Regions from separate parts of the Homo sapiens genome. Here region 2 is linked to region 1. Evidence: chromatin loops called from intact Hi-C (ENCODE). Cell type or tissue: CD4-positive, alpha-beta T cell. All regions are shown on one strand. Links, peaks and the distances in the headings refer to the core of each region. The heading gives the core; the rest is flanking DNA. Region 1 holds the start of ATP7A (ATPase copper transporting alpha). Region 2 overlaps CYSLTR1 (cysteinyl leukotriene receptor 1).

Region 1 (16,565 bases), core at 2,476-10,475:
TGGCGCGATCTCGGCTCACTGCAACCTCTGCCTCCTGGGTTCAAGTGATTCTCCTGTCTCAGCCTCCCAGGTAGCGGGATTACAGGCGCCCTCCAGTACGCCTGGCAGATTTTTGTATTTTTAGTAGAGACGGGGTTTCACCATGTTAGTTAGGCTGGTCTTGAACTCCTGACCTCAGGTGATCCGCCCGCCTTGGTTTCCCAAAGTGCTAGGATTACAGGTGTGAGCCACTGTGCCCAGCCTTGTGTAGCTGTTAAAAGGATCATATGGTGAGTTAAAATCTGCCTTTTTCCTATGCTACCCATTGTTCATTGAAGCACAGAAATTCTGACCCACTTCCATATAACAGCCATCAGATAATAGAAAATTGCTATCATATCTCCTCAATTTTCTTTTTCAAATTAAACATCCTTAGTTCTATCAGTAATTTTTTTGTTCATGGTTTCCAGGATTTTTACTGTCTTGGATCGCCTTCCTGGACATAACTTCACTTAACAATTTTTCTTTTAAAATTTTACACTCAGAACTTAGCACAGTATTCGTGACAGATGAGATGTAATGTATCTTTTTATATTTTAGTTTCTTTACATCTTACATTTAACAATCTATCTTTCAGTCACTGTTACTTACTGGCTAAAAGTAGGAGTCCTGAAGTCTGTGTTTTTTTTTTTTGTTTTGTTTTTTGTTTTTTTTTTTTTTGAGATGGAATCTTGCTCTGTCGCCCAGGCTGGAGTGCAGTGGCGCGATCTCTGCTCACTGCAAACTCCGCCTCCCGGGTTCACGCCATCCTCCTGCCTCAGCCTTCCGAGTAGCTGGGACTACAGGTGCCCACCACCATGCCCGGCTAATTTTTTGTATTTTTAGTAGAGATGGGGTTTCACCGTGTTAGCCAGGATGGTCTCGATCTCCTGACCTCGTGATCCACCCACCTCGGCCTCCCAAAGTGCTGGGATTACAAGCGTGAGCCACTGCGCCCGGCCCGAAGTCTTAATAAATGCATAAGTTGGTTTAAAAAGATACAAATTAATCCTTAATGTAATAAACTTTATTTAAATAAATAGGCCTTTTTAGTTTTTGTTTTGATCTTCCTGAAATCAAATATTAAGATGTGTGCCTAGGCTGGGCATGGTGGCTCACGCCTGTAGTCCTAGCACTTTGGGAGGCCCTGGCGGGTGGATCACCTGAGGTCAGGAGTTTGGTACTAGCATGGTGAAACCCCATCTCTACTAAAAATACAAAAATTAGCCGGGCGTGGTGGTGGGCACCTGTAGTCCCAGCTACTTGGGAGGCTGAGGCAGGAGAATCGCCTGAAGTTGGAGGGGGTGGAGGTTGCAGTGAGTTGAGATCGTGCCACTGTACTCTAGCCTGGGCGATAAAGCGAGACTGTCTCAAAAAAAAAAAAAGTCTCAAAAAAAAAATTAAAGTGTGCTTAATTAGAAGGATAAACAGATGTTGAACAAATGTTTGATCAGAGGAGCTTTTGGAGGTGAAATGTTCCTTAGTGATACAGAGAATATAAAATACTCTGGCAGTTACTTAGGTAGTTGTGGTTGAGGGAATCAGTGTATTGAGTGGGTAGTATAGAAATGTGAAGTATAAATTTGAATTAAATAAAATTTAAAAATTCATTTCCTTGGTGATACTAGTCATATTCCAGGTGGCTAGTAGCCACATGTAGCTAGTGACTACTGTTTTTAACAGTGAAGATCTAGAACATTTCCTTCAGCTCAAGAAGTTCTATTGAACAACAGGACTGCTCTAGAAAATTAGGACAGCAATCAGGTTTGGCCTATATGGAGGGTATTAGATCCCAGGTGAGTTTCTGTGTATTTTTAACCTATAGAACAGAATATCTGTCATTTTCAAGAAATAGTCTCCGAGAGAGTGTACTCTGGTTTAAACACGTAACTGACAGCATTTTAATTCTTACAGGTAGCAACACAAGTCGGAATAGAATGGAACCTGTCCCCTGTTGGCAGAGTTACCCCAAAGGAATGGAGGAATCAGTAATCATCCCAGCTGGTGTAATAATGAATTGTTTAAAAAACAGCTCATAATTGATGCCAAATTAAAGCACTGTGTACCCATTAAGATATGGCATTATTGAAGAAATAAAGTACATTTGAAACCTTCATTGTAGGTTTTGTTTCTTTGTAAATGAAACTAAGCTTGATCACTTTAGCCTTTATGTTAATATTAAAGTCAAATGCTGTGCAGCTTCTTAAATAGGTTTTTTTTTTTTTTTTTTTTTTTTTTTGGGACGAAGTCTCACTTTGTCCCCCAGGCTGGAGTGCAGTGGCACCATCTCAGCTCACTGCGACCTCTGCCTCCTGAGTTCAAGTGATTCTCCTGTCTCAGCCTCCCGAGTAGCCAGAACTACAGGCACATGCCATGACGCCCAGCTAATTTTTTTTTTTTTTGAGACGGAGTCTCACTCTGTTGCCCAGGCTGGAATGCAATGGCGTGATCTCGGCTCCTGCAACCTCCGCCTCCCGGGTTCAAGCGATTCTCCTGTCTCAGCCTTCCAAGTAGCTGGGATTACAGGTGCACGCCACCAGGCCCGGCTAATTTTTGTATTTTTAGTAGAGACGGGGTTTCACCATGTTGGTCAGGCTGGTCTCGAGCTCCTGATCTCGTGATCCACCCACCTTGGTCTCCCAAAGTGCTGGGATTACAGGTGTGAGCCACCGTGCCCGGCAATTTTTGTATTTTTAGTAGAGACAGGGTTTCACCATATTGGTCAGGCTGGTTTCAAACTCACGACCTCAGGTGATCCGCCTGCCTTGGCCTCCCAAAGTGGTAGGATTACAGGCGTGAGCCACGGCACCCAGCCCTTAAATGGCTTTTATGAGGTAATGTGAAAGGAAAATTTGCCTTTGACCTGGAAGTCAACTTTATAGTAAGCTGAAATTATAAATAACTGATCATGGAACTATTGCAGATCACCTTTGAGCCAAAAATTTGGCCTGGATTTTGGTTATGCCTACTACTATGTGCCTCTCATTTGTATTTATACCTGGAATTGGCATTATTAACTCCTTTTCACTCCTGCCTAGAAAACTTAAAGTGTCACCAGACCCAAGGGCGGAGTGGTCCTATAAAACAAACTCGTAGCCTGTCTGAAGACTAGCTACTAGCTCCTTGGCTGTTTTGGCATATTCATCTTGATTATAGCTCTTGGTCTTTCATCATATTAGGGATGTTTATGATGTTATTAAAGAAAATCTTGTCAAATGCAGTCTGTTCCTAGTTATCTACTATCAGTCACCTGTTGTATAATTATAACAATGTTTGGATTTGTGGATTATTATTTTAGTATATAACATTGGATTTTATGTATGTTACCTGAAGAAGAGCAATATCTGTACCACATATTTCTTTGTTTTTCTTTTTTGAGATGAAGTCTCACTCTGTTGCCCAGGCTGGAGTGCAGTGGTGTGATCTTGACACACTGCAACCTTTGCCTCCCGGATTCAAGTGATTCTCCTGTCTCAGCCTCCCTAGTAACTGGAATTACAGGCGCCTGCCACCATGCCTGGCTAATTTTTGTATTTTTAGTAGAGATGGGGTTTCACCATGTTGGCCAACCTGGTCTTGAACTCCTGACCTCAGGCGATCCACCCACCTCAGCCTCCCAAAGTGCTAGGCTTACAGGCATGAGACACCGCGCCCGGCTTATATATCATTACTTTCTTGGCTGAGAGCTGTAGTCTGTGGTAGTTGTTTTGTTTTGTTTTTTGTTTTTTTTTTGTAGTTTTCTTGATCGTGATCAATTAAGCAGAAAGTAGAATTTCAGTCAGGTAACCTGTCTATATTAGCTAAATTATCTTTTGCTTATTACATAGAGTGCTAGAAGTATGCTGTCATGGCATATGTCCTAGTTTCTCATCAAATGGACCAAAGTCAGTGATTTTATTTGAAGAGGAAAAATTGAACGTCATTGTAAATTAAGTTGCAAGTTTAGTAACCATATTGTACCACTGTTTGATAAATTTGAACGCTTTATGGTATTTCATATTTAGAATGTTCAAAATAGTACTGAAGTATTCAAATACATACAACCCTGAGCGATATTGAAGTAAAATAAACATGTATTTAAGGAAGTGTCAACCTTCAATTATATACCTTTTTGTCACTGAATTAACACTTATTTCTCACGACGTGGAAGCAGTTTCAGTATGGTTTGTACTAAGCTAAGTGATAGTTGTCATCTGTATGACAATTTAGAATGTTTTCTGTGTCCATTTGTGATCAAAATTATATGTTGCTTTGTGTGATAAAACCTGGTGGTGGTAGTAACTTTGAACACACTTTTTGAACTTAATTTTGTAGTTAATCTTATCCTGATGAGTAATTCTAAAACTTATGACCACTACTAGAAATGAAGCAGTTTTTTGTGTGTGTGTGCCATCACAGTATATACTGACCTTGGAGCTTTCCTAGTGCTCTCAGAGCCATGAAAATATCCTTTCACACAAATTTTCTCAACTTACCCGTAACATCGCTTTGAGTTTCAGTCATACCTAGAGTTGGAAAGTCGTCAAATTAGTCCTCTGTCCTCAAGTATCTGTAAGTCTGAAGAATTTAGGTAAGTTACTTACCTTAAAATCATTGCCAATCCTTTAAACTCTATTTGGATGGCTGTGAAATATTTTAACATTAGGGTTAATGTCATAAATCCCATTCTTTTTTTTTTTTTGAGACCGAGTTTTGCTCTGTCATCCAGGCTGGAGTTCAGTGGTGTGATTTTGGCTCACTGCAACCTCCGCCTCCTGGGTTCAAGGGATTCTGCCTCGGCCTCCCAAGTAGCTGGAATTACAGGCGCCCACCATCACACCTGGTTAATTTTTATATTTTTAGTAGAGACAGGGTTTTGTCATGTTGGCCAGGCTGGTCTCGAACTCCTGACCTCAGGCGATCCACCTGCCTCGGCCTCCCAAAGTGCTGGGATTACAGTCGTGAGCCACGGTGCCCAACCTCATAAATCTCATTCTTAATTTCACTCTAGGACAGAATTATTGTAGCACCTGTGTTCTGTTATTTTAGATTCATTTTAACTTACCTAGACACGGGTACTGTGGTAGTTGTAGAGGTACAGATGTTGAGTTCCCATCCTCCTGGCTTAATGTCACTGGGGTTATTAATACACTTCATAAGCATTTTAGGGACACCTGCTGTCTGCTCAACCCCCAGCAAACCTGATTATTTCTTGAAGACATTCCCTTCTATGCTTGTGCATTGGTAAGGAGGATTAGGGATGATGCATTTAAAGACAAGAGTTTTAGGCTGGGCCTGGTGGCTCATATCTGTAATCCCAGCACTTTGGGCAGCTGAGGTGGGAGGATCATTTGAGGCCAAGAGTTCGAGACCAGCCTGGGCAACAAAGGGAGACTCCCATCTCCACACACAAAAAAATAAAAACTAGCCAGGTGTGGTGGTGTGTGCCCATAGTTCCAACTACTTGGGAGGCTGAGGTGCAAGGATCGCTTTAGCCCCGGAGTTTAAGGTTACAAGGACCTATGATCACACTTCTGCACTCCAGCCTGGGTGACAGCAAGACTCTCAAAACCAAACAACAACAAAATATATATATAGCTCTCTAGGTTTTTATGTTAAATATTAGAGTGCCTAAGAATGTACATGGTTGGCAGAGGATCTTGCAGCTCATAGTGATAAACTTTAGTATTTACATAAAAATACTAGATAGCTAGTAGATTCAATGTTCTGCTTCTGAAAAAGATATATTTTTGGTTTTGCCTTTTAGTGAATTTCTTTTGGATGCTTAACACAATGTTAATATAGTTACAAACCAACTTGCTAATATTTGGAAACCCACTTAAAAGCTATCTTCATTTCATATGATGTGATTTTTAAGATTTTAAATTTGGGGCTGAGTTTGTATCTTAATAATTAAGGCTGCACACATTGACAACTACAAAATAATGCCTGGGAAGATGAGTCCTGAGGCTAATTTTATATTTATGTGGATGAGTGTGGAGGGGGATAATAATTCTGAAATACTTAATCACAGACCTAAAATGTAGATCTATGGGTAATTTTAAATGTTGCCTGTCAAGGCTTAATAGGGACTTGACAACAGCTAGGATGGAAATTATTTCAACACTTAAATATGCTTACTTTGTGCCGGACGCTGTTCTAAGTCTTTTACAAATATTTACTTGATATTTGTATTTTGTGTACTATTTTGATTTCTGCAACATTATTAGGCTTCATACTCTTCTGTGGGAACTGGGTTCAAATGGTTCCAGATGAAAATACAAATAGTCCTGTGATTAGTTTTGTTCTACATCTTATGACAGATACTTCATGAAAGGAAATATGAAAAGGCCACATCTTGCTTTGAAATAAGTGAGATGGAGCCTCTCCCTCTTTTTACTGTTAATGTTCATAGTTTTAAAAATCCTAGAATTTTGCTGCTTTTCAAAATGTTAAGTTGGAAAGCAAGAATAAAATGACCCTTTTTTCAAATGTTTTCTGTACCATTTATTGCATTGTTTACATTTTATGCATCTCATTTCTAAATGAACTCATGGTAACAGAGACTGTAACACTTTTGCATCACCGGAATCTTCTAGGTGTGTAAAATGATGGACGAGTGAATGAATAAATGGGGGAGTGGTTCAGAGCTTGGAATGGCGCTATGAAGGTGGTGAAGTGACGTCCCTACCCCCTCAACACACATATAAAAATTATGAATTTATAAACATTTTCCTCTTGATGTAATTTTTCAATGGAGGGAAGAGGATAAATTCATAGTTCTGGCACTTACATCTGGAATTAGGCTACACAGTCTACGGGAAGCAAGTTAACACAGTCTAACAGATGCACGTGAATTTCATGCTGGGCGAAGATGAACTATGTGGAAGATGACTTATAAGGAGCTTTTATGTTACATCTTGGCAGTTAACACAGTCTAACTGATGCACGTGAATTTCATGCTGGGCGAAGATGAACTATGTGGAAGATGACTTATAAGGAGCTTTTATGTTACATCTTGGCAGTTAACACAGTCTAACAGATGCACGTGAATTTCATGCTAGGCAAAGATGAACTATGTGGAAGATGACTTATAAGGATCTTTTATGTTACATCTTGGCCTGAGGTTAGGAAACTAAAGATGACAAAGGCACTGTTTTAGTATGGGTTTTCTGGTTTCGCTTTTGTCGTGGGGGCGGGGTGGGATAGTGGACTCGTACCCTAACAAAGACCCACTCGAGGCTGCGTGTCGGCCCGGGGGCAGCAGGGGGCAGGAGAAGCTGGCTCTAGACCACGCGTTCCTTTTCACGTGACCAGTCGCTCTCTTTCCCGTGGCGGCCCTGCTTCCGGCAGGGGCATCACCCGGAAGTGGGGGTAGTCGAGGGAGGGAGGGGTAAAGGCGGCTGGCCGCCGCGGCGGGGGGTGGGAAAAGAGAAGCAGAGGGAGGAGTTGTTGCTGCCGCCGCCGCAGCCGCAGCTACTGTGACTTCTCCGATTGTGTGAGCTTTGTTGGAGCCTGCGTACGTGGATTTATCGCTGCCACGGTCTGCGTAGCTCCAGAGGTTTAACCATAGGATAGAGAAACCAGGTAAGTCCTACATTGGCTTCCCGTCGTCCTTTCTCCTGGAGGGGGTCTTCTGTGCTGTCAGTTTGTACTACGAGTGTGGTGAGAAGGTCATGTTAGTCTGGGGCAGTCTCGAAAGTTTCACTTATTCACAATTCAGGTATTAACTACATTTATGTTTTACCTCCCCTAACAGGGGATAGAGGAGGGGAAATTAAATCCTGACCTGTGTCACTTTCTTGTACCCTCTTGGAGAGAATGTCCTGATCATCCATGGCCTACGTTACCCAATTAATTGAGGGTACAAGAAAGTTTGTGTTTGGCATTGAAAGTCACATGGACTGGGGTCTTTGCTTAGTGACACCTCTTTATACTTTGGAAGCTAAGGTTACTAAAATGACCATAATTGATGAAATAATAATTGAAAAATAGATATTTGGCTTCTTGTCTTGCTCTGGGAGCGTAAGGTAAACTGAGAGAACTCTTGTTTCCACTTAGTTTTGTTCATTGTGCCCCCTTTCCAGTAAAGTTACTGTCCATTGTCCGACCCTGTGGCATCTTATCTTTGACACTTTTCTTCGTTGTAGACGTTGAGATTATCTTAAGCACAAACACTTATCGTTTCACAATTCAGCGTTTGTCCAGGATCTGATCTTTATTTTAATCACAGACTCTTTATCTACAATAGTATGGCTTTGTATTGAGAATATGTGCAGAACATTGAATTAGATGATACTGAGGTTATTAATTTTTTTTTTTTTTTGCCGGGTGCGGGGGGGTGGTGGGGAGGGGGTGATGCACAAGAAATAAGACAGAGTTCCTGGCCTCAAAAGAGTTTACTTACAGTAGGCTGGGCGCAGTGTCTGACACACCTGTAATACCAACACTTTGGGAGGCCGAGGAGGGTGGATCACCTGAGGTCAGGAGATCGAGACCAGCCTGGCCATCATGGCGAAACCCTGTCTTTACTAAAAATACAAAAATTAGCTGGGCGTGGTGGCGGGCGCCTGTAATCCCAGCTAGTCGGGAGACTGAGGCAAGAGGATCGCTTGAACCTGGGAGGCGGATGTTGCAGTGAGCCGAGATCGTGCCACTGCACTCCAGCCTGGGCTACAAGAGCGAAACTGTCTCCAAAAAAGAAGAAAGAAAAATAAACAGTTTACATACAATTGAGTCCGAATTGAGTCAGTTGAATTCAGCTATGAAGACAACGGTTTCTAGCAGCCCCACTGACTGAATTACTAGGTTGCTTATCACATCCTTTTCAATGGTTATTTTTGAACTGGCATTTTATTATATTTAACATTTTCTGGTGTCTAAGGTCATGACATGAGAGAGTTTTTTTTGTACTTGAGGATCTCAATGTAGTAGGAAAGAAAGATACACGATTACCTAAACATTTAAAAAATCTCACTAACGTTATATATTAGAAACAGGAGGTGTTATGAGAGTGCAGGGAAGGGAGCATGTGAACTGGGCTTTGAAAAATAGATAGGATTTAGCTTTGCAGGAATGGAGGAAGAGGAAGACATCTATCTGGACTGATAGATAGAAGAAATAATGTGAGCAAAGCCATGGGGGTCTGGAAAGTTGCCCGACATCCAGTAACACACTGTAAGTCAATATTCCTATTTCTAACAGCCACATCTTCCAAGATGTCACTGATTAAAATTAGAAAAAATATAGAATACAAAACTAGTCAGCTCACAAACATATCCAACTGCCCTCCAGCCAATAAGAAAGCTTATATAGAGAAAAAAATACATGGAAATGACAAAAGCAATGTTAATGTATGAGGCTTAATTCTGATGTAAACTCAAATCTAAAAGAGAAAAAATGTAAAACTCGCTATACTTTAATTCTGATTGAGTGTTGTGCCTTAAATATAATTTGGAATCATTTTTAAAATTGTTGGGAATGAATAACATTTTCTGAAGTGAGCAACTGTTCCAGGTTTTCCCCAAGGAATCTCTGCTTTTCCTTTTTTCCTCTAAATTGATTTCTCTCTATTGATCTTCTTAACTTGATAGGAACTATTCTATTCCGATCACAGCCTTAGAAAGATCTTGATGCCTGCCCTCAAGATAAGGTTAAACACTAATCCCTCCAAAGGATAGGTTAACATCTCTGTTCTCTAAAGCAGAAGGTTGATTTTCTTTGAAAAATGCTTGCAGAAGCAGTAAAATTTGCTTACAAAACAAGAGAGAGAGAGAAAAGAGTGCAAAAATAACCCCAGCTAACACACCACAACCTTCACTTCTGTGAGGGCGCTAAAGGAAATACATTTTAAAAAAATAAATTCCTTGTTATAACTCCTTTTATCTATATATTTAAAAGCTCTTGGCAAACTTTATTAATCAAGACTTTGGACATCCTGATGAGTGAAAATAATCTTCATTTGCCAGTTGGGAAAGTAAATTGCAAGGAGAGATTTTTGTCTGAACTCATAGAAGCACTAGCATAGATGAGAATAGTATTTGGGAGTTTTGTCTCAAAATTCCTTCTATTCATCTTTGTTAAAGGGCAGTTCAGGTTTTAGCGTTTTGTTTTTAGACAACGATATTTCTTAGGATATAGCTCAACATGGGGCCGGGGCAAGGGGGAGGCTGGGGGACAGATGAGTGATAGGCAATGGTTAGGCAGAGTATTTTAGTTCACTCTACCATCCCAGCAATCATGTTTTTCCCTCTTAAATCTCAGTCTTCAGGTTGATTTAATGTGATATTACTTGCTTACTTAACTTGCTGAGATAGTTTGGCAGGAAAAATATCAAAATTCCTTTAGAATGTGTTTCATTAAAGTAAAAGGGTCCTGTGTTTCTGATTTTATAAAATGTTCTTACTTTTTCCAGCACTGTTTGCAAATTGAAGTGATTTCCTAATCTTTTTGTGCCCAAATGTATGAGATATTGGTAGACTACATCAGTTTTCACAGATACCTCTTTCCTTGAAGGAAATGAGGGTAAAATACCCCATTTTGAGTCAGTTATGTGTACTTTGTACCATATTTTCTGTTCACATTTAAAATTATACAGCTATGTCTCAAGGATGAAAAAAGAGTTTTACTTATTTTTACTATTAATCTCTAGTGTAGAAGTCCAGTTTTTCAGACCTATAATCAGGAGTGCATTTTTAACAATTTACCAGTTGAAATAAATGGGTTATTTCACATTGTAGGGATATTGTTTTAGACTGGCCATTAACCTTATTTTATTTTATTTTTATTTTAAAAGATGTTATTGTTATTATTTATCTATGTATTTATTTCTAGAGGCAGGGCCTCGCTCTGTGGCCCAGGCTAGGGTGCCATGGCACAATCATAGCTCACTGCAGCCTTAATCTCCTGGGCTCAAATGATCCTCTGGCCTCTCAAGTAGCTGGAACCACAGGCGCATGCCACCATGCCTAGCTACTTATTTATTAATTAATTATTATTTTTTAAATAATATTATTTTTAAGAGATGGGGTCTTGCTCTGTCACCCAGGCTGGAGTGCAGTGGCGCCATCATAACTCACTGCAGTCTCGATCTCCCAGGCTCAAGCGATCCTCCTACCTCAGCCTCCTGAGTAGCTGGGACTATAGGTGTGTGCCACCACTCCCAGCTAATTTTTAAACTTTTTGTAGAGACAGCATCGTGCTGTGCAGTGGTGCTATCTCGGCTCACTGCAACCTCCGCCTCCTGGGTTCTAGTGATTCTCTTGCTTCAGTCTCCCAAGTAGCGGGGATTACAGGTGCGCGCCACCACACTTGGTTAGTTTTTGTATTTTTGGTAGAGAAGGGGTTTTGCCATGTTGGTCAGGCTGGTATCGAACTCCTGACTGACCTCAAGTGATCCACCCTCCTCAGCCTCCCAAAGTGCTGGGATTACAGGCATGAGCCACTGTGCCAGGCCTTAAAACACCTAGTGTTAAAAATGGTGTCTTAATTGTATTCTCAGATTCTCCTAGAAAGAAAAGATATACTAAATGTATATTTAGATATACTAAAACACCTAATGTTTATTTTTGTTTATTTATTTTTGAGATGGAGTCTGGCTCTGTCACCTAGGCTGGAGTGAAATGGTCTATGTTTGTTTTTTCATCTTGACAGTAATATCTTTGAACATTTTCTGGAGTATTAGATATTATTCTCTTGATGCTTCAAGGTATCTTAACTTCACCATTGTATTGCGATATATTGTTTTGGAGAGACAGTATAATATAGGATTAAGAGTGGAGGCTAGGTGGGGCACAGTTGCTCACGCCTGTAATCCCAGCACTTTGGGAGGCCGTGGCAGGCGGATTGCTTGAGCCCAGGCGTTCGAGACCAGCCTGGGCAACATAGGGAAACCCTGTCTCTACAAAAAATACAAAAATTAGCTGAGTGTGTTGGCACGTGCCTGTAGTCCCAGCTACTCAGGAGGCTGAGGTGGAAGGATCGCTTGAGCCTGGAAGGTTGAGGCTGCAGTGAGCTGAGATCACACCACTGCACTCCACCCTGGATGAGAGAGTGACAGAGTGAGACCCTGTCTTGTCCGGAAAAAAAAAAAAAGCCTGTCTTGTCTGGCTCAGTCCAGGTGCTAGACTGTCTAGGTGGGATCCCAGCCCCTCTGCTTACTACTTGTATGACCCTGCGCAGATTTCATACTCCTCTGTGCCTCAGTTCCTTCAAATTTCTAAAATGGGGACAATAACAGTACCTGTCTCACAGGATTGTTAATGATCTAATACATGTACGGTGTCTGGCAGATAGTAAACATACAATAAAATGTAGTTACCTTTAATATTTTAATATATTATTTACTGTAAAAGTAATTTTAACATCCTATATAATAAAATTATAAATTACAGTTTTGCTGTACTATAAATTTAGTAGACTACAGGATCAATATACTAATCAATCAATACTTGCAAGCAATATTTAAATTCTTTAAAAAAATTTTTTTTGGAGACAGGGTCTTGCTCCGTAGCCCAGGCTGGAGTTGCAATGGCACGATCTCGGCTCACTGCAACCTCTGCCTCCAGGGTTCAAGCGATTCTCATGCCTCAGCCCCCCGAGTAGATGGGGTTACAGGCGTGTGCCACCACACCCGGCTAATTTATTTATTTTTAGTAGAGATGGGGTTTCGCCATGTTGGCCAGCCTGGTCTCAAACTCCTGGCCTCAGGTGATCTGTCCGCTTCAGCCTCCCAAAGTGCTGGGATTACAGGTTTGAGCTACCGCTCCCGGCCCTGCCACCACGCCCGGCACAATACTTAATTTCTAACTTACACCATAGAAAATTGGCCGGTGCGGTGGCTCACGCCTGTAATCTCAGCACTTTGGGAGGCTGAGGTGGGTAGATTGCTTGAATTCAGGAGTTCCAGACCAGCCTGGGCAACAAGGTGAAACCCCATCTCTACAAAAATTACAAAAAATAGCCAGGTGTGGTGGCATGCGCCTATAGTCCCAGCTACTGGGGAGGCTAAAGTGGGGGAATTGCTTGAGCCTGGGAGGTTGAGGCTGCAATGAGCTGAGATCATGCCACTGCAGTCCAGCCTGGGTGACAGAGTGAGACCCTGTCTCAAAAAAAAAAAAAAAAAGAAAAAAAAAGAGAAAGAAAATGGAAAACTCAGATTGAGAGGGTCCCCCAGTAGCCTATAGTACACCTACATATGCTAACATGGCATCTTAAAGCTCATTATTACAGCTGGCAAATCAAATCACTGTGATGTGCTCATCCTATTTCCCTATCAAGAAAACTCATAACAATCTGCTTCTGTAATTAGTGAGCCACAGACTCTAGGCCATCGAGATTTTCCACATTCCCTAATTGTCAAATGCTGAACCATACTTGTACTGAATAAGTTGTGATACAGTGTAAGCAAGGGAAAAGGCCTTATGTATGTCTAACCTACTCTGCAAATAGCTGCATTCTTACAAAGTTGTGTGTAAATTGAATTTTTACAAAGCATGTCAGCACTTTGATTAGTACATTTTTATTGTGTGCTTATTGCATATTCAGTGTTTCCTGTGAGCTATACAAAGAAGCATAAGGCATATGTTCCAATGTCTAGCAAGAGAAAGAAGTTTAATACCAAGCAGAGAGAAATTAGGTACTACTAAACTATGAAACTGATTCCAGGGTATTCGGAATTTAAAAAGAAAGTGGCTAGGAGTATTTGACATGATTTTTCATGAAGGAGGTGGGACTTCAGTTCATTTACTTACTCAACAGTGATTTATTGAGTAGCCACCATGTTCACTGGTGGTATGATAGTGAACAGAGCAGATATGGTCCTGTTTCTGTGGAGTTTACAGACTAGTGAAGTAATAGAACTTAAATATGTGCAAGAAAACATTCTAGGTGAGGGGACCAGTTCTAAACAAAGTCATAGAAATAAATGATAAGAGCATGGACTATATGGCAATCAGTGAAGGGACTTGCTTGATTGTAGTAGAGATTTTATGTTGGGGAGGAGCACTGCAAGTGATAGATGCAGACCATCTTTTGAATGCTTTGAAGAACTATTTAAGTCTGTCTAAAAGTCCTTTGGATACACTGTTCTGGAGAGGGTTTGGGGCTTTGGGGTCATACTGCCTTGGTTTGATCTCATCTCTACTCTAATTTGTTTAAGTTTAGAATTTTATAGTAAGTTTTCTCAGTGACACAACTCTATAGGCAACAAACTGATATTTACAGAGTGGTTGGGGTCAGTAACCCTTGTATCAGTTAAGCAATGTACACATGAAGTGCCAGTAGGAAGTCCAAGGAAAGGTTGGGAGAAATAAAAGGAGGTTAGTAAAGGAAAGAGAAATAAATACATTCTGTGATAGTTGGTAGAATGTCATCAGAAATGTCTTCAAGCAAAACAATACATTTGCCTGTCTTTTGTTTCTAGTTGCGTTTAATGGTAGTGTGTTTTCCTTGTCTAAATATGAGAAAGAGAAACTAAACTGCAGCTACTTGACGTGGGCATCTGAGAGCTACCAATGGTTGGCTTAGGTTATGTTCTACATTTGAAGCATCTGGTCAGTTTTAGATTGTCTTCTATATTTGAAGCATCTGGCTAGACCACTTGTGTCCCAGTTTTCTATTTTACCTAAACTCAACTTGGTCAGAAGCTTATGTAGTAAGTATTGTTTGTAACCTGTGTTAGTACTCTCTTAACATGGCTTAAAGCATGAATGGATTGTCAAATGAATACCTGTTATGACCTGTATTTTTTCTTGTTACCTTTGGATTTAATGTAAGTATAATAATGCTCTAAGAACATTTGACAGTATTGTTCAGGCACTTTTTTTTTTTTTTTTTTGAGACAGGGTCTGGCTTTATTGCCTAGGCTGGAGTGCAGTGGCACGATCACAGCTCACTGCAGCCTCAACCTCCTGGGCTCAAGCAATCCTCCTACTTCAGCATTCCAAGTAGATAGGACCACAGGCATGTGCCACCATGCCTGGCTAATTTTTAAAATTTTTTTTTTGTAGAGACGGGATCTTACTTTGTTGCCCAGGCTGGTCTTGAACTCCTGGGTTCAAGTGATTCTCCTGCCTCAGCCTCCCCAAAGTGCTAGGAGTACACAGGCATGAGCCATCATGCATAGCTGCTTATTCAGGTGCTTTTAAGAAATTTTTTCCACCAGAAAAGTAGAAATGATCATACCAGACTACCTTTGTCTCCTCCCAATCTTTTATTATGGTGATGTCCAACCTTGTTATAAGGAGGAGCTTCTTTTAATCTCAGAGTCATGAGATCAGGGCAGATACTGACAGTATAGTTCCTGAGAAGTAGTTGCTGGCTGTGCTGTTCTTCCTTTCCCAATGGGAATCTTAGCTGAGACATGTAGCAGAGAGAAGACATTATGGGGAGCCAGCATGGAGCTTTATAGGAGGTGAGGTGTCTAGATCTACCAGTAGATCCCGATTTGCAGGTTTGAGACTCCTACCTTATTTCATCCATGGCTGTTGCATTGTACAAATCTAGTGGGCAGCAGCCACAGTCTGTAAAAATTATGACATGGAATTACACAATGTGGCAGCCCTGGAAACTACCCAAACCACTTCTATTTCTAGTCCTGTATTCCCTTCAATACCTACTACATCCAGCAGCCGTGATAGTCCCAACACGTTTATCATTTGACTCTCTTTGCCTCCCACTTGAAGGCTCCCCTTTAATCCAACAGATAAAAATTACATCTTTGTCTAAGGATTTCAAGGTGTTGCATAAATTTTCTTATTCTATTTAAGTATACTCATCAAGAAAATGATAATAACTGCCTCGTCTAATTCATAGGTTTTTATCAGTATCAAGTGGAATAATGTATGCAAAAACTTCATAAATTAAAGAATACTACACAAATATAATATTCTTTTCAGATATATTATGTTGTGGAAAGAATACTGAATTCCAATCAGATGTCTGGCATCTCAGTTCTTTCTGCTATTAACAAACTGTGACTTTGGACAAATTACTTTGTGCTCTGGGGACTTTGTTTCCTTACCTATAAGAGGAAACTTATAATGCCACTCCTATCTACCCAGACACCTAAGAGCTACTTTTTCCTCACCTCCACATTCAGTCACCAAATTTGTTGTCTAGTTCTTAAAATTTCTTAAGTTGGTCCTGCCCTCTCTATCTCCATTCAGTTCCTAATCACTTCCCTTTTGGGCAGCAGCCTGTTAAAAAAAATTGTGGTAAAATATGCATAATATAATATTGACTATTTTAACCTTTTTTTTTGAGACGAAGTCTCACTCTGTCACCCAGGATGCAGTGCAATGGTGTGATCTCTGCTCACTGCAGCCTCCGCCTCCCAGGCTCAAGCAATTCTCCTGCCTCAGCCCCCTGAGTAGCTAAGATTACAGGCACACGCCACCCCTGGCTAATTTTTGTATTTTTAGTGGAGACGGGGTTTCACCATGTTGGCCAGGCTGGTGTCAAGCTCCTGACCTCAAATGATCCACCCGCCTTGGCCTCCCAAAGTGCTGGGATTACAGGCGTGAGCCACTGTGTCCGGCCCCATTTTAACCATTTTTAAAGGTACAAGT
Region 2 (16,565 bases), core at 8,011-16,010, 410 kb after region 1:
AGGTGAATGCCAAGTAAATTTGTGTAGTTTGTCAAATACCAGTCAAGAAATGTACTGTTTAGTTGCAAGTAGAGCTAGAGAGAGAAGGCGGGAGAGAGAGAAGAAAAATTGGTATAAGTGTGCAAAGTATATCAGCAATGAAGAGGTAGTCCTGATTGAACACCACATTGATCACACCTTCTCCCTTTTTAGAAGCCCCTTATTGTTTACAGGAAAAGGTATAATTCCTGTCCCATTCGATGGTACTGAATGACTTCTCAGGACCCCTCCTGTTACTATAAACCTATTAGCATAATATGAAATTTGATTCTCTAAGGTGTATTCAATTCTTTGAAAAATTCTTCCAGTAATTCCTGGGCACCCTTTAGAATAAGAAATGGCATGACAAAGAGTAACTTATCAGTGTTCTGGTGTTCAGGCTTTCACAAGGATTTGAGACCAAATATGATCACGAAGTGAATAATATGAAAAGAGATGACAGCTATGTTCCCACACAACTGTGAGGTGAACCAAGTCACTTTGAACAGGTAATAAAAAGGGGTATGTGTCAGGTTACTGAAAACAATTATCAAGCAGAGTTACTCAGTGAAAGGAAGCTACCAGAAGAGGCTATAAAAATCTCTGTTTGGGATTGAATGACTTAGTTTTATAGAATGTTAGAGATGGAAGAGCACTTGGAGAACATCTAATACACTCCCCTCATGACCCGGAAAGTTAAAATGACTGCTGAAAGTAACAGACAGAATTAGTGGCAGAGTAAAGACAAACCATATAATTAAGTTTCAGATTCCACAAAGCCTTTCAATAGACACTGGCACAAGACAAATTCATATACTGCTACAAATCATGACAGTTAAATATACTGTTGTACAAAGGACTGCACAAAAGGCAAGGATTGATCCATTATTTTTGCTCTTTGTTTACAATGTGGGAATACTGTTTGCTGAATTTAAAATTTACAAATTTCTTTTTAATTTTCTTGTTTATCTTCTGTTCAATCTGTCCTTATCACTTATGATGAATTATTCTTAAAGCACAGTTCAAATCATATCCTTTCCCTCTCAGAGGTCTCCAGTGGCCTATTAATTAACCTCAAAGAACTATTCAAGACTACAATAATATTCCCTCCTAACTGCATAGAGTTACTTTCCTGTTGTTTACCATATGTGTATCATGCAAATTATGCTATGAATAGCTCCATCTCTCCTTTTGTCTCTTTTTCTTTGCTCAGGGCATTTTAGGGATGGCAAAATGCTGTATTGCCATTTATAAAATGCCCTTTGTCGTCATCACTATTATATGTAATTCTAACCATCGTTAAGACAATCTCTTATATCACCTCTTCCCTAAAAACTTTCTAGATGCTCTGTATTGCTTTGAAATACTAGTTATATTAAAGGAGATGGATTAGCCACTTAATATGTATCAATTCGGTGCTAGATATTTGGAAAACAAGACACAGACCTTGCCCACTAAGGGCTTACAGTCTACTAGAAGAAGACACAAGTATGTTAACAAATAAATGCACTGCATTATTACAGCTGCTGTGATAGAAGTTGATAAAGGACACAGAGCATAAAAGTAGTAAATGGGTGCATGTATTTGTAGAAAAGGCTTTATGAAAGAGAGAAGGGTGGGGCATATGGGGAAGAGTATCCTAGGTAGGAGGAGAAAGTAGAATGAGCAAGGAATGGAGGTGTGAAGTAGCCTGGCATATTTAAGGAACATCTAACATTTTGATATGGCTAAAATATAAGATGAAAGTAGTATGCATGTGCGTGTATGTGTGTTTGGGCGTGTGTGGGTGTGTGGGCGTGTGTGTGTGTGTGATTGGACTATGGGGCTTAAAAGTGAGAAATTAGGTAGAAAAGAAATGCAGAAAGTATATCCTAAAGGGTGTTATATACCATTCTAGATAATTTGAGTTTATCTTCTAGGGAATTGAAAGCTACTACAGCATGCAGAGTGAGAAAAGAATACTGATATATAAGGGAAAGAGGAAGTAGAGCTGTAAATATAGAGGTTGCCCATCCCTGAGAGGTTTAATTTTCTTGATAAAATAAGAGACAATATTATCTGCTGAGAAAAAGAAATGGGCTGCAGTAGGGTTCAGCTCATTGAAAGATTGGTGGAGGTTGGAATAATTGGCTCTGTAGAATGGGAGAGAAATATGACCAAGAAGGGACTGATGGCCCAATTGAGGTTTGAGAATGTGAATTTTTAACAGCCCCAGTCTGCATGATTGTGTGATTTATTCCAGTAGTGCTCAGCAAGCACCCTGGGTGTAGGAGAGAAAATACACAAATGTTTCAATTGATCTAAAACCGGGGGCCACAGAGCAAATGTTATGAAAGGACAATGGAGTAAGGAAGTTAAGAATGCTTCCAAAGAAGTCCTAGACAAAGCAATTAGGCAAGGCAAAGCAATAAAAGGCATTCAAATAGGAAAAGAAGAAGTCAAACTATCTCTCTGCTGCTGCTGATTATATACATAGAAAACCTTAAAGACACTGCAAAGAAACTCCCAGAACTAACAAAAAATTCAGTAAAGTTTCAGAATATAAAATCAATGTACAAAAATCAGTCACATTTGTGTACACCAAAAACATTTTAGCTAAGAACCAAATCAAGAACACAATTCCATTTACAATAGCCACAAAAATTGAAATAGCTAGAAATTTATCTAATCAAGAAGATTAAAGAGCTCTACAAAGAGAATAACAAAACACTGCTAAAAGAAATCAGAGATGATACAAATAAATGGAAAAATATTCGATGCTCATAGAGTGGAAGAATCAATATTGTTAAAATGGCCATACTGCCCAAAGCCATTTATGGATTTAATGTTATCCCTATCAAAATACCAATGTTATTTTTCACAGTTAGAAAAATGAATTCTAAAAATTCATATGAAACCAAAGAAAGCCTAATTTACCAAAGCAATTGTAAGCAAAAGGAACAAAGCTTGAGTCATCACATTACTCAACGTCAAACCATACTATAAGACTACAGTAACCAAAATAGCATGATACTGGTACAAAAACAGACACATACACCAATGGAACACAATATAGAACCCAGAAATAACCTGCACACCTACAACCATCTGATCTTTGACAAAATTGACAAAAATAAGCAATGGGGAAAGGACTCCCTATTCAACAAATGGTGCTGGGATAACTGGCTAGCCATATGCAAAAGAATGGACCCTATACCTCTCACTATATACAAAAATTAACTGAAGATGAATTAAAGTTTTAAATGGAAAACCTCGAACCTTAAAATACTAGAAGAAAACCTAGGAAACACCCTTCTCAAGATTGATTTTGGCAAATAATTTATGGCTAAGTCCCTAAAATCAATTCCAACAAAAACAAAAATAAACAAGTAGAACCTAATTTAACTAAAGAATTTCTGCAAAGCAAAAGAAATTACCAACAAAGTAAATATACAGCTTACAGAATGGGAGAAAATATTTGCAAGCTGTACACCTGACAGAGGTCTAATATCCGGAATCTATAAGGAACATAAATCAACAAGCACAAAATAATCCAATTTAAAAATGGGGAAAGAACAGGAACAGACCCTTCTTAAAAGAAGATGTACAAGCAACCAACAAACATAAAAAATACTCAACATCACTAATCACCAGAGAAATGCAAATTAAAACCACAGTAAAATACCATCTCATAACAGTCAAAATGGCAATTAGTAAAAAGCTAGAAAATAACAGATGCTGGTGAGGCTGTGGAGAAAAGAGAGTGCTTATACACTGTTAGTGGGAATGCAAACTAGTTCAGTCACTATGGAAAGCAGTTTGGAGATTTGTTGAAAAACTTTAAATGGAACTCTATTTGACTCAGCAACCCCACTAGTGGCTATATAGCCAAGGGAAAATAATTAAGTCTATCAAAAATACATCCATGCACATATTCATCAAACTGCTATTCACAATGGCAAAGATGTGGAATCAACATAAATGGCCATCAATGATAGACTGGTTAAAGAAAATGTGGTACATATATACCATGAAGTACTATGCAGCTATATAAAAAAACAAAATCATGTCCTTTGCAGCAAGATGGACGGAGCTGGAGGCAATTATTCTAAGCAAATTAACATAGGAACAGAAAACCAAACACCACATTTCCTTGCTTACAAGTGGGAGCTAAATATTGAATACATATAGACATAAATATTGGAACAATGGACACTGGAGACTACCTGATGGGGGAGAAAGGGAAGTGGGCATGGGCTGAAAAAATACCTATTGGGTACTATGTTCCCTACCTGGGTGTTGAGATCATTTGTACCCCAAACCTCAGCATTATGCAGTATACTCATATAACAAACTGCACAATGTACCCCTTAATCTAAATAAAAGTTGAAACCAGAAAAAATAAAATTAGCAACAATAGAATGCAACCAAAATAATAGCTAAAAGTAAAATTATGAAGAAATTTAATAGATTGGCAGAAAAGGGAGAGCACAAAAGACTTGAAGACTCACTGAGATGTATGAACTGGTGTAGTGGTAAAAGGGGGTGTCTGAAAGTCTATGGGCTTTAGTCAGAGTGTTGTACATTGGAGTTCCAAATTTCAGTTCTGTGGTGACAAATAAGGCCCTGGACGTGGGCATGGAATGAGTAACCAAGATGGAATGTGAATGGACATTGTTTCAGATAAGGTGGTAAGAAAAATTGAAGTCAGTTTGTTGGGTTGGTTGTTCACATGGAAGATGACGTTACCAAAGTGATCATATAATTTAGGGGGTAGAGAGGAGAACTGTCTAAGAGGTTGACAGACGATGTGAATAAGAAAGATTAGAGGGTGACATAGATGAATGTCTTTTTGCATTATGGTAGAAAAGTAATGATTTAGAGTAGCATCAGCGAGCCAAGAGACAGCTAATAGATTCTGGCTCACAGTATATGGGATGTAGAAAAATAAGCAGCACACTTTTGATGAGAAAGACCAAGGTTAGCTTAAGGCAAGGACACGGTGAGAGAATTATTTGAAGAGGTTTAGGACATAGGAGAATTTACTCATAATGGAAAGGGTGTTTCAGAAGGCACAGTAAATAAAGGGTTAGAAAGGTCAGATGTGGAAGAATTAGGAGGAAGGAAGTACAGTGTATTCTCAGGATGTTAGAACCTTGGAGAACACTTGACTAGAGAGTTGATGATTCACCCACAGAATTCAAATTTCTGTTTTCACTTAATTTGTCTCTAGCTCTTCTTTGTACTTTTCAAAAATAGTAATTGTATCAGAGGATGGAGCAAGAAGGCAGAATGGAAGGCTCCACCAATTGTCTTCCCTGCAGGTATGTCACTTTAACAACTAGCTACAAAAAAATCACCTTCACAAGAACCAAAAATTAGGTGAGTACTCATAGTACCTGGTTTTAATTTCATATTGCAGAAAGAGGCACTAAAAAGGTAGAAAAAACAGCTTTGAATTACCAATGCCACTAATCTCCTATTCCCTAGCAGTGACAGTGTGGTGGGAAGAGTGTTTCTGTGTGCCAGAGAGGGAGAGTGCAGAAATTGTGAGGCATTGAACTCAGTGCTGTCCTATTAGAGCAGAAAGAAGAACTGGATGAAACTCAACTGACACCTGCCCACAGAGAGAGCATTTAAACCAGCCTTAGTCAGGGGAGAATTACTCACTCCAACAGTCAGAACTTGAGTTCCTGCATGCCTTGCCACCAGGGGTAAAGTGCCCTGGGGCTCTAAATAATCTTGAAAGGCAGCCTAGGCTGCAAGGACTGCAACTCCTAGGAACGTCCTAGTGCTAAACTGTGCCCAGATACAGTGGACTAGAGAAGCATGTGACCTACAGAGACACCAACCAGGCCAAGAGAGCGCTTATATCATCCTTCTTCTTATCCCAGGCTGCACAGCTTGCAAGTCCAAAATAGATGCCTTCCTTCTGCTTGAAGAGACAAAAGAGAAAAGTGGGGAGGACTTTATCTTGCATCTTGGATACCACCTCATCCATAGCAGGATAGGGCACCTGTTAGAGCTATGAGGCCCCCTTTCCAGGCCCTAGCTCCTGAATGACATTTCTAGACATACTCTGAAGGGAACCTGCTGCCTTGAAGGGAAGGACCTAGTCCTGGCAACACTCATCACCGGCCAACTGAAGAGCCCTTGGGCCTTGAATAAACAGAAATGATATCCAGGTACATTGCTGATGGTCTTTGGTGACACAGAGCTGCTGGCTTCAGGTGAAACAGCATATTCCAAGCTCTGGTGGCTGAGGCAAGATTCCTTCTGCTTCGGAAGGGAGAGAAAAAAGTGAGGGGAATTTGGTCTTACACCTTATATGCCAGCTTGGCCACAGGGAGGTAGACCACCAAATGACCTCGCAGGGTCCTCAAATCAAGTATATGGCTCTCATATGGCATTTCTGTATGTTTCTTGGGCTGGAAGGGAGCCTACTGTTCTGTAGGGTGAGTCCCAGGCTGGGCAGCATTGACTACAAGCTGACTGAAGGGAACTTGGCCCTTAAGGGAACATTGGTGGTAGTCTGGCAGTAGTCTCCATGGGTCTATAGTTATGGTGGCCATGAGATGAGGCTTCTCTGCTTTGGAATGGGGAGGGAAGAGTGGGAAGGACTGCATTTTGTAATTTGAGTGCCAACTCAGGTGCAGTGCAATAGCACACCAGGTAGACATCTAAGCATTTTGATTCTAGTCCCTGACTCCTGAACGGCACCACAGGACCCACCCAAAGAATGGGGAAACTTACTACTATTAAGAGAGGGACACAAGCCTGGCTGGGTTTACCACCTGCTGATTATAGATCCCCAGGGCCTTGAGTAAACATAGACAGTAGCCAGGGAGTGGTTACAGCAGGCCTGGGGTGATACCCAGTGCTGTGCTGACCCAGCACAGTCATAGTGGTGGTAGCCACAGGGATGCTTGTGTCACTCCACCCTCAGCTTTAGGTGGTTCACGATGGAGAGACAGAGAGACTACATTTGTTTGTAAGAAAGTAAGGGAAGAGAACAAGAATCTCTGCCTGGCAATCTGTAGAATTTTCCCACATCTTATCCAAGACCATCAAGGTAAAAGTAGCAGTGGGAAGAGCCTTATAGGCGCTCCCATTATCCAGCTTGAGCCCAGTGAAGCCATCCCTGACTGTATGTCACAGGGGCCTTTGGGGAACGCACCCAGTGGAATTAGGGAGGGGTCACAGGGTGTAAGAAGTTTCCAACTGGATTTTGCAACAATTTCAACTGGGCACTAACTTTCTTGAGCAAAAGCCAGGGAGCAAATGGGAACTGCTGCAGATATGAATGCAGGAGCCACAGCTGACACTGTGGGCAGATAGGAAGGGGTGAGACCTGAAAGCCAAGTTTGCTTGCTCAGCGGGGAAGCTTATGGCCTGGGAAAAGTTCTGAGTTCTGCAAAAGCAAGCTGCCTGGATCTAAACTTGGCACCATTAGTGGAGCACTATAGGAGCGAGGCTGGCCTTGCCAACTGTGTGGGAGGTGGGTGAGGCCTTTCACTACCAGCTATCCCCCACTTCTCTTGTGAACTATATGGCACAATAGAACCAATGGAACAGAATAGAGAACCCCAAAATAAAGCCAAATACTTACAGTCAACTGATCTTCAACAAAGCAAACAAAAACATAAACTGGGAAAGGACATCCTATTCAGAAAATGTTGCTGAAATAATTGGCAAGCCACACGTAGAAGAATGAAACTGGATCCTTGTCTTTCACTTTACACAAAAATCAACTCAAGATGTATCAAATACTTAAATCTAAGACCCAAAACCATAAAAACTCTAAAAAATAACATTGGAAAAATTCTTCTAGATGTCGGCTAAGGCAGACTTCATGACCAAGAACCCAAAAGCAAATACAACAAAAACAACAATAAATAGATGAGACAAATTTAAACTAAAAGAATTCTGCACAGCAAAAGAAATAATTAGTACAGTAAACAGACAACCCACAGAATGGGAGAAAATATTTGCAAACTATGCATCTGACAAACAACTAATATCCAAAGTCTACAACAACTCAAATAAATCAGCAAGAAAAAAACAAATAATCCCATCACAAAGTGGAAAAGGGACATGTATAGACAATTCTCAAAAGAAGATATACAAATGACCAACAAACATATGACAAAATACTCAACATCACTAATTATCTGGGAAATGCAAATTAAAACCACAATGAGATACTGCCTTACTCCTACAAGACTTAATTAAAAAATTAAAAAATAATAGATGTTGGCATGGGTGTGGTGAAAAGGGAATACTTTTACACTGCTGGTGGAAATGTAAACTAGTACAACTACTATGGAAAACAGTATGGAAATTACTTAAAGAACTAAAAGTGGAATTATCATTTGATCCAGCAATACTACTATTGGGTTTCTACCCAAAGGAAAAGAAGTCATTATATGAAAAAGACACATGCACATGCATGTTTATAGTAGCACTATTCACACTTGCAAAAATATGGAACCAGCCTAAATGCCCATCAACCAATGACTGTATAAAAAATGTTGTATATCTACACCATAGAATACTACTCAGCCATAAAAATAAATGAAATTATGGCATTTGCAGCAATCTGGACAGAGTTGGAGACCATTATTCTAAGTGAAGTAGATCAGGAATGGAAAACCAAACATTTATATATTCTCCCTTATATGTGGGAGCTAAGCTATGAGGATGCAAAGATGTAAGAATGATATAATGGACTTTGGGGACTCGGGGAAGGGTGGGAAGGGAGTGAGGGCTAAAAGACTACACATTGCGTACAGTGTACACTGCCTGGGTGATGGGAGCACTGAAATGTCAGAAATCATCACCAAAGAACTTATGCATGTAACCAGAAACCACCTGTTCCCCCAATACTATTAAAATTAAATTTAAAAGGCCTAGAGACAGAAATACCATTCGACACAGTAACCCCATTACTGGGTATATACCTGAAGGAATATAAATTCTTCTATTATAAGGACACATGCATGTGTATGTTCATTGCAGTACTATTCACAATAGCAAAGACATGGAATCAACCTACATGCCCATCAATGGTAGACTGAATAAAGAAAATGTGTCACATATACACCATGGAATACTATGCAGACACAAAAAGGAATGAGATTATGTCCTTTGTAGGGACATGGATGGAACTGGAGCCCATTATTCTTAGCAAACTAATGCAGGAACAGAAAATCAAACACCGCATATTCTCACTTATAAGTGATAGCTAAATGATGAGCACTCATGGACACATATAAGGGAACAACACACACTGGGGCCTATTGGAGGGCGGAGGATGGGAAGAGGGAGAGGATCAGGAAAAATAACTAAGGGATATTAGGTTTAATACCTTGGTGACAAAATAATCTGTACAACAAACCCCATTTACCTATGTAACAAACCTGCACATCCTGCACATGTACCCCTGAACTTAAGAAGAAGTTAAAAATAAAAAGAAAACTTTCATGCAAATAACAAATCTCTGTCCACCACAGCCACAAATGACTTACCTAAACTTTAGTCTATCATTTTCAGCTGCTTATTAGATTGCTCTACTTGGATCTCTTGTCCTTTAAAAAATTTCAAACATATTTTCAGATAAAACAACCTTCTCTTCAAAATTAACTTCCCCACCTTATGTTTCTATTTTTTCAATGACAGTAATAGTCTTCCAGTAAGTCAGGCATAGAACCTGGCAGTCATCTTTGACTCCACCCTATCCTTATTTTATCCCTCGAGTCCTGTTGATTCTTATTTTGCAATGCCTCCTGACCCTTTGTTTCTTTTTTTTTTTTTTAACCAACTTAGTTCAGCATCCTTATCTCATTATGCCTTAGCTACTTGAAGGTGATCTATGCATCCTCTTTCACACTTAAATAATCAAGAGGTGAACCTGGCAAATTTATACTTATACTTCAAGATTTAGGTTGAAGTTATCATTCTCTATGAATACTCCCATGTGCATGGTTCATTTATTACAGTGCTGTAATTACTCTTTTTTTAAAGTTGTTTAGTTTTCTTTTTTTTATTATACTTTAAGTTTTAGGGTACATGTACACAACGTGCAGGTTTGTTACATATGTATACATGTGCCATGTTGGTGTGCTGCACCCATTAACTCGTCATTTAACATTAGGTATATCTCTTAATGCTATCCCTCCCCCCTCCCCCCACCCCACAACAGGCCCCAGTGTGTGATATTCCCCTTCCTGTGTCCATGTGTTCTCATCGTTCAATTCCTACCTATGAGTGAGAACATGCAGTGTTTGGTTTTTTGTCCTTGCGTTAGTTTGCTGAGAATGATGGTTTCCGGCTTCATCCCTGTCCCTACAAAAGACATGAACTCATCATTTTTTATGGCTGCATAGTATTCCATGGTGTATATGTGCCACATTTTCTTAATCCAGTCTATCATTGTTGGACATTTGGGTTGGTTCCAAGTCTTTGCTATTGTGAATAGTGCCACAATAAACATATGTGTGCATGTGTCTTTATAGCAGCATGATTTATAATCCTTTGGGTATATACCCAGTAATGGGATGGCTAGGTCAAATGGTATTTCTAGTTTTAGATCCCTGAGGAATCGCCACAGACTTCCACAATGGTTGGACTGCTTTACAAACCCACCAACAGTGTAAAAGTGTTCCTATTTCTCCACATCCTCTCCAGCATCTGTTGTTTCCTTACTTTTTAATGATTGCCATTCTAAGTGGTGTGAGATGGTATCTCATTGTGGTTTTGATTTGCATTTCTCTGATGGCCAGTGATGATGAGCATTTTTTCATGTGTCTGTTGGCTGCATAAATGTCTTCTTTTGAGAAGTGTCTGTTCATATCCTTCGCCCACTTTTTGATGGGGTTGTTTTTTTCTTGTACATTTGTTTGAGTTCATTGTAGATTCTGGATATTGGCCCTTTGTCAGATGAGTAGATTGCAAAAATTTTCTCCCATTCTATAGGTTGCCTATTCACTCTGATGGTAGTTTCTTTTGCTGTGCAGAAGCTCTTTAGTTTAATTAGATCCCATTTGTCAATTTCGGCTTTTGTTGCCATTGCTTTTGGTGTTTTAGACATGAAGTACTTGCCCATGCCTATGTCCTGAATGGTATTGCCTATGTTTTCTTCTAGGGTTTTTATGGTTTTAGGTCTAATATTTAAGTCTTTAATCCATCTTGAATTAATTTTTGTATAAGGTGTAAGGAAGGGATCCAGTTTCAGCTTTCTGCATATGGCTAGCCAGTTTTCCCAGCACCATTTATTAAATAGGGAATCCTTTCCCCATTGCTTGTTTTTTGTCAGGTTTGTGAAAGATCAGATAGTTGTAGATATGTGGCATTATTTCTGAGGGCTCTGTTCTGTTCCATTGGTCTATATCTCTGTTTTGCTACCAGTACCATGTTGTTTTGGTTACTATAGCCTTGTAGTATAGTTTGAAGTTGGGTAGCGTGATGCCTCCAGCTTTCTCCTTTTGGCTTAGGATTGACTTGGCAATGCGGGCTCTTTTTTGGTTCCATATGAACTTTAAAGTAGTTGTTTCCAATTCTGTGAAGAAAGTCATTGGTAGCTTCATGGGGATGGCATTGAATCTATAAATTACCTTGGGCAGTATGGCCATTTTCACGATCTTGATTCTTCCTACCCATGAGCATGGAATGTTCTTCCATTTGTTTGTATCCTCTTTTATTTCATTGAGCAGCGGTTTGTAGTTCTCCTTGAAGAGGTCCTTCACATCCCTTGTAAGTTGGATTCCTAGGTATTTTATTCTCTTTGAAGCAATTGTGAATGGGAGTTCACTCATGATTTGGCTCTCTGTTTTTCTGTTATTGCTGTAATTACTCTTTTTGCTTACATGTCTGTCACACCCATTTAGACAGTAAGCTCATAGCTCATTAGTAGCAGTGAGTTGCTTTCTTCATTTTTTGCTCTTTTCCTCTCCTAATTGGGCAACTTTGAAGAGTAACTTTGTGGTCTTAAGAGCTTTTGAGTAATAGAGCATCTAATTTCCCAGGGTGGATGTCTAGGATCAGAGGAAGGAGCACGTGTGTGTGTGTGTGTGTGTGTGTGTGTGTGTGTGTGTAAGTGCAGGTGCTGTTATGCAAGAATCTAAATAATGGTGTAAAGTGATAGTAAAATGTGGATATATCTAGTAGGGTAGAATCTATTTAAAAGAAGCCTGAAAATTCACAGAGTGCAGGGGACCATGACTCATGGATGGGCATTTTACAAATCACCAGAGAAGAAAGGAAAGGGGGTGGAGCAGATTGAATCTACACATTTGGGCAGAAAGGGAGGCAAAGATCTTAAAACAAAGACGGCATAGCGGTGGCTCATGCCTGTAATCCCAGCGCTTTGGGAGACCAAGGTGAGTGAATCACCTGAGGTCGGGAGTTTGAGACCAGCGTGACCAACATGGAGAAACACCATCTCTCCTAAAAATACAAAATTAGCTGGGCGTGGTGGCACATGCCTGTAATCCCAGCTACTCAGGAGGCTGAGGCAGGAGAACTGCTTGAACCCGGGAGGCGGAGGCTGTGGTGAGCCGAGATTTTACCATTGCACTCCAGCTTGGGCAACAAGAGTGAAACCCTGTCTCAAAAAAAAAAAAAAAGGCATAAGTGGTCTGGTGGGGCTGGAGGAGAGTTCAAAAGTGCCATATTTCAGAGACTAATGGAAATGCAAAGACTCAAGGATGTGTTTGATTATAGGGTCCGAATGAGACTGATGGGTGTTTTTGGATTGAACCAATAGCAGAGACAAAAAGATTAAATCAGTATCTGGATGTACTTTCATGATTCTATTAAGTTATACGCCTGCCAAGATTTCCTTTACCTTTCTAGTAAATGCTAGCATGCACTGGAGAGTCTGTATGTGTTGGAGGAGTGCCAACAGGAGTGGGGTGATGAAGGCAGGGCCAAAGCAGAAGAGGAAGTGGGGAGGCTGGGACTCAGGGCTCCTAAAACCGATACTTCCTCTTCTGCTGCTGAGCAGTGGCAGGATGCAGAAAACATATTTAAAGAGGGTGCAGCTCAGTGGAGCCCTGTTTTTATTTGACCAACTCCCCAGTGCCCTCTTTCCTCCTCTCCATGTAGCCTATTATTGTCAAATGAAAAAAAGTTGGTTGTGCCATCCTGTAATTCTGAGCTCAGGGAGGTTAGGGACAATGCTGTATTAATCTTTTGATACAGTAGACACTCATTAATGTTTGTTGAATCAATATCTGAATGAATAGGAGAGTCAACAAATATGAATGTTTTGTAAATTACAAAGCTCTTTAAAATGTAAATTTTTATTATTCTCTTTCTTATTCATATAAGGCTCACCTACTTTGACCACACCACCCCACAATCATATCTCTCTTTGCACATAGGAAAATGTGTATTTGATGTTTATTGAGTGATTGTTTATTGATTGACTACAGTAAAGCTACTCATCCTCTATGGAGATTTAATCTACAAACCATCAGGCTATGCTAATGATCCCAGTGACTTTCTTCCATCGTAGTAAAAGATTTGGGGGAGGAGGGCAGAATGATCCTTCCGTCTGTGATCACTTTAGCCCTATCATTACAATAAGTAGCTTTCTTACTTCATATTTCCAGGGATGTGCTGCTCACAGGGATATGCTTTTTGGGAATACATTTCCAAGGATATGTATTCTCATTGGTATTAAAAACTATGGGGGAACTGATACTTCGTTGCTGACAGCTCTCAGGTGTTTCTTCTGTAGTCTCTTATTCTCCTTAAGAGGAGAACGTCAAACCCATCAATTCAGGCCATTCTGTTGTCAGACAGTTGGAATCTAAGCACATGACACTGTCAAACCAAAAAGGACCTTGGACTGTGGCATTCAGAACTAATGACAGTGTGTCCCCTTCCATTGTACTGTGCCAAAAATGCTTTATCCTGTGTAATCAGATTAAAAGGATGCATAAGACCAGAACTTAAGGGAAATGAAAGTTAACAAAAGGCAATAGAGATCTTGAGGAGTGCATGAGTGTGGGTGACAGTGTATAGTGGAGGATACTTTCACCCCTAGTTTGGGTGATAGAAATGTGTTGCAACCTACACACATACTTTTGAACTTTTTGTAAAGCACTAAGTAGAGGGCCTTTTTCCAGGAATACCTCTATAACTCTCTACCTAATTACCAGCAGCTTGGAATCCTCTGATGTTCTGAGGTCATTGCTTACAGCTAACTCTGAGGCCTGCTTCTATCATCTTGGCATTTAGATGTCTGGCTCTTGCAAAAGAGTTGTTCTCTAGGAGATTGCTTTTTATTTAAGGCCCTTTGTCTTAAGTAAGAATTCAAATTCAGATCAAACACAAATGGTAACCAATTTGGAATGAAAAGAAGCCTTATTACCTTCTGAGGCCTGAGTATTTCCTAGGAACTTTGGAATAAGTATGTAAGACACATCTGAGATGTTTGAGTGTTGTTATTATTAGCTCAATTCTACTTAGCTTGGTGAATCCATGACAACACAAAGACAACCCTTTGTAGAAACAAACACTGTTAATCTGAAATTTATGAGAAATCTTAAGAAGTCATATACTTTAGACATCTTGAAATGCTATTCAAAACTGGATTTTTCTTTCCCTTTTAGGGAAAAGGGATTGATGAAAAATAAAAGAATGCCCAAATGTCTCCTATTTTTTCTTTAGCTCAAGGACCTCAAGTCTAGATCTGAACTCCTGTTTCTTTTCTATCAGTTCCACATATGTAGGAGCTCAAATGTCTGGGTTGTATTGATTCTGAAAGCACTCTAAGCAAGATAATGACATTTTATTCATCAAAAGGAAAATCAACTATGTGTTAAATGTCCAAGGGCTTATGTTTACTCTTCTCTCTCTTTTCCTCTATTTCTATAAGGACCTCTTCCTAACTTATCCCCCAAATTTAAAGTATTTTTTTCTCTTTTCTTCCATATGAACCCACCACCCCAATCTAGAAGAAGGACTGTGGGGCACAGAGAAAGGAGAGGTCATGATGAGATGGAGTGGGATGAGACAGAATGAAGCAGCAGGATAGAAGAATTTATACAGTGGCCTTTTCTACTAATCCATAAAGAAATCTTAATTAAAGGCAAAAGTAATTGCCATCTGAGGGTGTTTTAGCACCTTGATTGTAACATGAATTAATGGACCTAAGATGTCTGGATTTATCTAATCAAATTAGATAAAGGAATGGCTTTCTTTATTGCCTTTTCTGTAGGGATGAGGATATGTACTTCTTGCTATGAGTCTATCAGACTTCTTAGCAGTTTTTTGTTTGTTTGTTTGTTTGTTTTTTGAGACGGAGTCTCGCTTTGTCGCCCGGCTTGAGTGCAGTGGCGCGATCTCGGCTCACTGCGACCTCCACCACCCGGGTTCAAGCGATTCTCCTGCCTCAGCCTCTCGAGTAGCTGGGACTACAGGCATGCCTCATGACACCCAGCTAATTTTTGTATTTTTAGTAGAGATGGGGTTTCACCATATTGGCCAGGATGGTCTCAATCTCTTGACCTTGTGATCTGCCCACCTCGGCCTCCCAAAGTGCTGGGATTACAGGCATGAGCCACCACACCCAGCCAACAGTTTTATTTCTGCACTGCAAAGCAACAAATTGGCATACTGACTAATCTATCTTTTGTAGGGTTGACTAATATAAATATATCTTTCAACAGTTTGTTCATATCTGATTGAACTGGGAAAGCTTTTCTCACTGACCCTTAAATCATACCACATAGATGTTCATGTGGCCTGAAACGCAAATAACACTGGAGTGAGAGATAAAAGTGACTTTAGGTCTTTCTATTTTAGACACACACACACACACACACACAACTAGACATACTTATATATTTTAAAAACGTGATTTGTATTATAACCAAATCTGTGATTGAACAAGTGGTTTTATGAAAGAGTAGTGGGATATTGTGTTGCATTCAAAACTTGCTGCAAAAAACTATTTTAATCCTTAGCATATAATCCTAAGAATCAATGGGCTTGGTTAAAGTAGTAACAACAAAAGGTGGATAGTGCTTTCACAGAAATACTTTTTAAATACTACTCTTAAATATTTTATTCCTTTTAGAGTTCACATTGAGGTGTGCATAAGTATTGTAGGGCTAGTGACAACTATAATCCAGAGTGTTTGATGCTACTGACAGGTCCTAAGAGTAGGATGAGGTTGCTGAGACTTAGAGTGATGTCCCTGACCTAGCAATATAGTCTAGGGAGTAGAAAGTAGCTAGCCCTACTGTCTCCCCATGCAGTCAGTTTTGTTATATGTTTATCCACCTGGAATGAATGGAATTTAAACAAAATCCTTCTGATGGTGGTTTGTATTTTCAAGTCGCTTTCAGATTTTATATTTATCATTTTAAGAGATTTAGAAAATATTCCTATCAGCTCATTACTGCATTAGATACACAAAGGAACCAAGAAATACTAATGGCTGTTAACTTGCCAGAGAACACCCAGTTGTTTACATGTCAAAACAAGGGTGAACTCCCAGTTATCCCAGTTACCCCGTTTCTCTCCCATTGAAATCCATGCAGCAAGATAGTTTAGAG

Evidence for each region. Peaks named below come from ENCODE experiments on the same cell type or tissue, not always from the same donor. Only the 100,000 strongest peaks of a DNase experiment are listed, where the experiment ranks them.
Region 2: it touches region 1 in a loop (4-fold over the local background); 5 of 110 quality-filtered maps call a loop at or near these places.

The regions. Positions count from the first base shown.
Region 1 is chrX:77,903,252-77,919,816 of GRCh38, forward strand. It overlaps COX7B (cytochrome c oxidase subunit 7B), which reads left to right. Exons shown (of 3, transcript NM_001866.3): 3 at 1,933-4,125. The coding sequence ends at 2,010. ATP7A (ATPase copper transporting alpha) reads left to right here and starts at 7,442. Exons shown (of 23, transcript NM_000052.7): 1 at 7,442-7,584. In CD4-positive, alpha-beta T cell, for the core only: a CTCF peak has its summit at 7,251 (motif pointing right); a DNase peak (open chromatin) is centred at 7,330; H3K4me3 peaks cover 2,420 bases; H3K27ac peaks cover 1,700 bases.
Region 2 is chrX:78,309,086-78,325,650 of GRCh38, forward strand. The region is part of intron 1 of CYSLTR1 (cysteinyl leukotriene receptor 1); the gene reads right to left. Among named protein-coding and RNA genes, the nearest start is that of CYSLTR1, 10 kb to the right of the region's middle. RefSeq lists an enhancer at 13,890-13,979. In CD4-positive, alpha-beta T cell, for the core only: no CTCF peak of the experiment used is centred there; a DNase peak (open chromatin) is centred at 12,916; H3K4me3 peaks cover 432 bases; H3K27ac peaks cover 2,199 bases.